Linked DNA regions of Homo sapiens: region 2 is linked to region 1. A link is a contact called in ENCODE Hi-C or POLR2A ChIA-PET data. All regions are on one chromosome and are shown on one strand. The core of a region is the stretch at or near the end of the contact, and the rest is flanking DNA. Distances in the headings are between cores, read along the strand shown.

The links. A loop is a pair of places that touch in the nucleus more often than their neighbours do. ChIA-PET counts read pairs that join two places held with the same protein, here RNA polymerase II (POLR2A). Pooled maps may share reads with other maps.
Region 2: a loop to region 1 is called in a map of CD8-positive, alpha-beta T cell, with 19 times the contacts of the local background. The contact joins the promoter of ETAA1 here to the promoter of RAB1A in region 1. A Hi-C loop is called at or near these places in 1 of 168 maps with a recorded cell type or tissue (CD8-positive, alpha-beta T cell), 1 of 37 single-sample maps with no recorded cell type and 6 of 50 pooled maps. POLR2A ChIA-PET finds 5 or more read pairs at or near these places in 1 of 52 experiments (WTC11).

Annotation. Positions count from the first base shown.
Region 1 is chr2:65,128,847-65,131,756 of GRCh38, forward strand. It overlaps RAB1A (RAB1A, member RAS oncogene family), which reads right to left and starts at 1,260. Exons shown (of 6, transcript NM_004161.5): 1 at 1,047-1,260. The coding sequence starts at 1,069. RefSeq lists enhancers at 528-1,042, 1,039-1,298, 1,043-1,556 and silencers at 859-908, 1,409-1,758.
Region 2 is chr2:67,395,828-67,398,940 of GRCh38, forward strand. It overlaps ETAA1 (ETAA1 activator of ATR kinase), which reads left to right and starts at 1,506. Exons shown (of 6, transcript NM_019002.4): 1 at 1,506-1,844. The coding sequence starts at 1,622.

The DNA of each region.
Region 1 (2,910 bases), core at 10-2,509:
TTTAAAGGGCCATTGAGGAGAGCCCAACAAACTCTACCCAAGGGAAGTGAACACCAGTTCCCAGGAAAGGTGCCAGGTGTGTCACATCTGCTGTGGTGACTTCTTGAGTAAGCAAGAAAAAGAAATGCATTAACTTTTCATGACACGTCATGGAACCTCATTCCCTATCTGCAAGCATCCAAGCAGGTAATCCAAAACCTACATACAGATCTATCATAGGTCCCGTTCGTTTCTCTTTCAACTTGACAGCAAGCTTCCTTTAATCTGCGAGTATCAAAAAGACATTTCTTGGCTTTAGTTTTTTTTTTTTCCCTTGACCCACAGAAGACAAAATGACTTAGGTGTCCTCTTTAAAAAAAAAAAAAACAAAATTCTCACAAATGCCCAGGTTTTTATAGGAGGGCAATGGACCCGGCGAGCTCTTAAACAACTCCTCCAAGACACAACTCAAAAAGAGAACTAATAAATGTTCAGTTGCTTCTCACCATCTACTCATTCCCCTCAATCCCACGCAGTCCCGAAAAGCATCCATATTACCTGAAACCTGGCGGGGAGGATGGAAGGAGAGAGAGCCAACAAGCTCAGGATTTACAAGTAAAGCTGGTTTCTACCCCGAAGATCCTGACAGCTCCGCAGAGTGCGGGCGCAGGGTCTGACAGTGCCCTCTAGAAGGGCTCTCCCACCCCATCCCCTCCCCTTAGAGACAAGTCCTCCTTCAAAAGTCACTGCCTCCGAGAGAAGATACCCCTTCACACCGCCCCAGGCCCCTCGGCAGGCTTCCTCAGCACCCGCCCCGCAGTCAGGCCCTCTAACCTGACCCGGTCCAGGCCCGGGCGGCTCACCCCTCCGGCCCGACCCCTCCCCCGCGCGGCCGCCCCTCCGCGTCAGACAATGGGGCCCGACTCCCGGCCGCCAGCCTCTCCTGACCCATCACCCTCGCCTCACCCCAGCCGATGCCCCGACTTCTGCCCCAACCCTCCTCGACCCCTTTAAGATCCCCCAAGCTGGCCCACGGACCCAGCCGACCGGTGCTCTCCTGAACTCACTATTCGGGATTCATGCTGGACATGTCACTGCAGCTGCCGCCGCCGCCACCGCCGCCCTTGCTGCCGCAGCCGCCGCCCTGACTCTCCGCGCCACGGGTAATCGAAAGAAAGGAATGAGATAGGCTGTTCCGGGAGAGCAAACGTCTTCCCCTACTCCGTCCCCTAGAACACAATCAGCAGCCGCCGCCACTCAGCTATCGCTTCCACCCAAAATGGCCGCCGGCGAACCAGGAAATAGGGAAGCCTTAGACCGAGGGGCCTTTACACGGCCCAGAGGGCGGCCGCACCGCCTGGCATGCCGGGAAAGGGAGTCGCGAGCGCGGCTACGCGAGCTGAGGACAGACAGTGCGACGCAAGGCCAGGACTCAGCTTCCCGCCAAGCGCCGCGCCTCTGGGGCATGCGTACCTGAAGGGTTGTCGCCCGCCCCATTCCCCACTCCCTCACCTCCCCACCCTCGGCCCCTCCCTGCTCCCCTCCCCTCTGACTCGCTGGCTAGGACTTCGCTCGGACTCCCCCTGGCGGATTGGCTAAGGCCGAGCTGCCCTAGTGATGTCATCAGTGAGACGTGGCAGCCGGGCGAGTCAGCGCCCCACGGGGGAGGGGGCGGAGAGGGGCGGAGGGTGGTGCCGGCGGCCGACGGAGGCTGGGGGTCGGGGGAGGCAAGGGACCGGGGGGAGTGGTCAAACCGGAGGGACTGCCGGGGGTGCGGGGGCGGGGAGGGGGCCGGGGTACGAGCGTGTCGGCTCCTGCCTCCGTTGCGGCTGTTGCTGACCTGACCAGCTTGAGGCTTGCGCCACCCTGGTGGCGCTGGTTGGGGGCTGGTAGGAGGACGTCCGCTCTAAGAACAGAAGGGAAGTCAAGGGGCTCCCTGGACGGCACGGAGCGGTTCTTCTCGTCACTCACCCATCCCCACCTGGGTTCGGTCATCGTCCATTGTTGGCCCCGCGCACTACCATTTTCTTCTTAGATTTCTTCCCATTCTTACTGTGCCCCGCTCTTAACTCGTCAGCCTGGCTATTGCAGTAGTCTCCAAATGGACTCTACCTCTCTCTCTCCTCTCCGCCCCAGCCCATTTGCACACACAGTCGGATGTATCTTTCTGAGACAGCACCTGCATCGTGACCCCACAACCTTCAATGGCTCCACATCCCATGGATGGGAGGGACACAGCCCAGAGCCAGCCTAAAATCCAATTCCTACCTTCGTCCCGGCCTTCAGGTTGAATTGTAATGTATTATCTTTTAGTTGCTACTAACCCTGAGCCATTCTGCAAGACTGGAAAATAATAAGCAATAAAAATAGGCAATTCATCACTATATAGTGCCTACAATTTCTGGGAGTAATATTAACTCATTTTTAAAAAACCTATGGCCTTAACAGCTCTCTTTAATCAGCTCAGGAATTTAAATCTCCGCTAAACTTTAACACATTATCTTGAGTTATTTAATTACAAAGGGCATAGTGTAATACATTGTCCAAAGTTTATCTTCCAACTTCTAAGAACTAAGAAAATTGTCTCCTGAGACTTACTGCAGAATCACTTTAAATTCCTACAACGCCAAAATATAGAAAGAAGGCACTTATTTCTACCCATACACTAATTACACCCCTTAGCCCTCAAATTCTGCCATGGGCCTTAGTTGATGAACTTATCAAAAGTTACCCGAGTTTGGTTTCTGAAATGAACATGTTGGTTTCTGAAATGAACACGGTCACCACCCCAGGAATACCCTGAATGGTTCAGTAATAGGCACCAAAAAGTGTTCGTTACCCTGGACTCTAAAGCCCATTAAAAAAAAAAAAAGCTTATTTTGATTTCAAATAAAAACTCAGAAAACTGGCCAGGCTCGGTGGCTCATGCCT
Region 2 (3,113 bases), core at 256-2,755, 2.3 Mb after region 1:
AAGCACTATTTAATTTCAAAAGTCCTTTTACCATTGCTCAGAAGGGTCACCTTTGTCTTAAATCGTGTTCATTTATATGGAAGTCTGTTTCTGTGCTATCCTGTTTCTTTCATCTTTGTCTATCCTGACACCATCATAACACTGTCTTAATTACCATATAAGTCTTGATACCTGGTAGATATCAACCCTCATTATTCTTCGAGAGATCTTCAAGAGTTTATTGATATTTTTGGTCCCTTGCATTTTCATATAAATTTTAGAAAAAACTTACCATGTTACACACACACAGTCACACACTGGGCCTTCATATGTATTTATGTTGAATCTATAGGTCAGTTTGGAAATAGCTGACATTGTAACAATATTGAGTCTCACAACCCATGAACATAGTGTAACCATTTATTTAGGTCTTCGTTTTCTTTCAAAAAAAAAATTTTTTTTTTTTTTGAGACGGAGTCTTGCTCTGTTGCCCAGGCTGGAGTGCAGTGGCGCAATCTCGGCTCACTGCAACCTCCACCTCCCAGGTTCAAGCAATTCTCTGCCTCAGCTCCCAAGTAGCTGGGATTACAGGCACCCGCCACCACGCCTGGCTAATTTTTGTATGTATGTATGTATGTATGTATTTACTTATTTTACACGAAGTCCCCCTCTGTCGCCCAGGCTGGAATGCAGATGCGCGATCTCTGCTCACTGCAAGTGCAGTGGCGCAATCTCGGCTCATTGCAACCTCCGCCTCCCAGGTTCAAGCAATTCTCCTGCCTTGGCCTCCCCAGTAGCCGGGACTACAGGCACGCACCACCATGCCCGGCTAATTTTTTGTATTTTTAGTAGAGACGGGGTTTCACCATGCTGGTCAGGCTGGTCTTGAACTCCTGACCTCGTGATCCGCCTGCCTCGGCCTCCCAAAGTGCTGAGATTACAGGCTTGAGCCATGGCGCCCGGCCTCAAAAATGTTTTATAGTTCTCTTTGTAGGAAGGACAATCTTTAACTTATTCCTAGTTACTTGCTATCTCATGCACTATTATAAATAGTATCTCTTTAAAACTTCAATTTTATATCTGTTGCTAATCTATTGAAACACATTGATCTTTGAATATTGACTTTGTATCCAGCAACTCTTAAATTAATTTAGTAATTTTTTCTACTTTCTTTTGGATTTTTCTATGCACATAGCATCTATGAAAAATTAACTGTATTTCCTCTTCTTGAGAAATTCGAAGACTCTCAATAATCTGAATTTGACTAACGTGCAATTTTCGTTGTAAATTCAATAAAAAGTTGCTAGTGTATTCAATCTTTCCAACTCACAAGCTCCCACTCTCAGTTTACGCGGACCTGACTACTACCCGAACAACCCCCACCAGTCTGGAGGATTTTGAGCCTAGACACTCCTCCAGAGCAGGCTCCTGTCCCGGCTGCGGAAGTGCGCGCGCCCTCGGCACCTTAACAGTTCCGCCCCTCTCCCGGACCCAGCCAATCAGCGGCCGCCTCTTGCGCGCGCCCCACCGACCAAAATGGCGGCTGCCGTTGGTGCGGGGTGCGGTTTGTAGTGCTGTTGCCCTACTCATCCCTTTGCAAAATGTGAAAGAAGAAGCGGCTGGTGGAGGCGGGCCATAGGCAATGAGTCGGCGAAGGAAACATGATGACAGCCCTAGCCCGAAGAAAACGCCGCACAAAACAGTGGCGGCGGAGGAATGCGGCTCGGTGGTCGAGCCAGGGAGGAGGCGGCTGAGATCGGCCCGCGGTTCGTGGCCCTGCGGGGCTAGAGAGGGGCCTCCCGGGCCAGTGCGGCAGCGAGAGCAGCCTCCGACCGCCGCCCTGTGCAGTAAAAGTAACCCCGAGGGTGAGACGTCGGCAGCGCGGCCTGCCTTGGCTTCGGCGCCGCATCCCCACATCCCAGCTTGCAACAGGGAAATCTGGGGTGGGGGTGGAGTCTGGAGCGTGTATTCTGTCTCTGGGATTCACCCCTCGAGAGTCCAAAAATAATCCTATACCACTCCCCGATGGGCTTTTGTCCCCGAACTTCAGCACTACCCCGTTAGGTTTGACCATCCATTTGCCTCCGCCACAGGAATAGGTAATGTGGTTTACCTGTTTGCGGGAGGGCGGCTGCTTTCCAGGCTGCTCCTCCAGTCAGCAGCAGTGGTGGAGTGAGAAGAAACAGCTGATAGGCCCGCTAACCTCAGTTTTTGCCCGGAGAAGTTATTTCTCTTTAAACCCTTTTTTTCCCTGTGACCTGCTTTAGAGAAGAGTTCATAGGAAAAGTTAAAGTTTGTCTCAAAGCCTGGTAGATGTCTCACCTCATTGTGAATAAACCGGAAGTTCCTGTGTGTAACATCCCTCCAAATAAGATACTAAGGATCTCTTTCGTCTCGATTAGTTTTAGGTGTTACTTTTTAAAAGACTTCTAGTAAATCTTAGTTGGAACTGAAACTCATACAAAAGCCTTTATTCTGGAGCATGTTCTTGAAATAGTGCTTTTTTTTTTTTTTTTTTTTTTATACCTTACGTGTCTTTTTTCTTTTGGGAAAGAATCTCGCCCTGTCGCCCAGGCTGCAGTGCAGTAGCACAATCTCGGCTCACTGCAACCTCCGCCTCCCGGGTTCAAGCGATTCTCCTGCCTCAGCCTCCCAAGTAGCTGGGACTACAGGCGTGTGCCACCTCGCCCGGCTAATTTTTTGTATTTTTGGTAGAGACAGGGGTTTCACCGTGTTAGCCAGGATGGTCTCGATTTCCTGACCTCGTGATCCACCCGCCTCGGCCTCCCAAAGTGCTGGGATTACAGCCACCGCGCCCGGCCACCTTACATGTCTTTAATAATACTCCTATAAAGCAATTTGGGAATGAACAAAAATCTTTATAAAAATTTGAAAGTGATTCTAGACAAAAATTCCCAAGCATTGGATCACTAATGGTTTTTGAAGAATGGCAATTAATGTAGATTAGATAGAGTTGGTGAAAGGGGGCTAAACATATTTAGGTTTCTGTTGGGTTACTTTGGATTTTTGAATGTACCTATAAATTACAGATGGTTCCCCAAAGCCTCCAAGACTCAATGGTAATAAATAGAATGACTTAGGTTATACAGTATTGTATTATGCATTCATAAAGC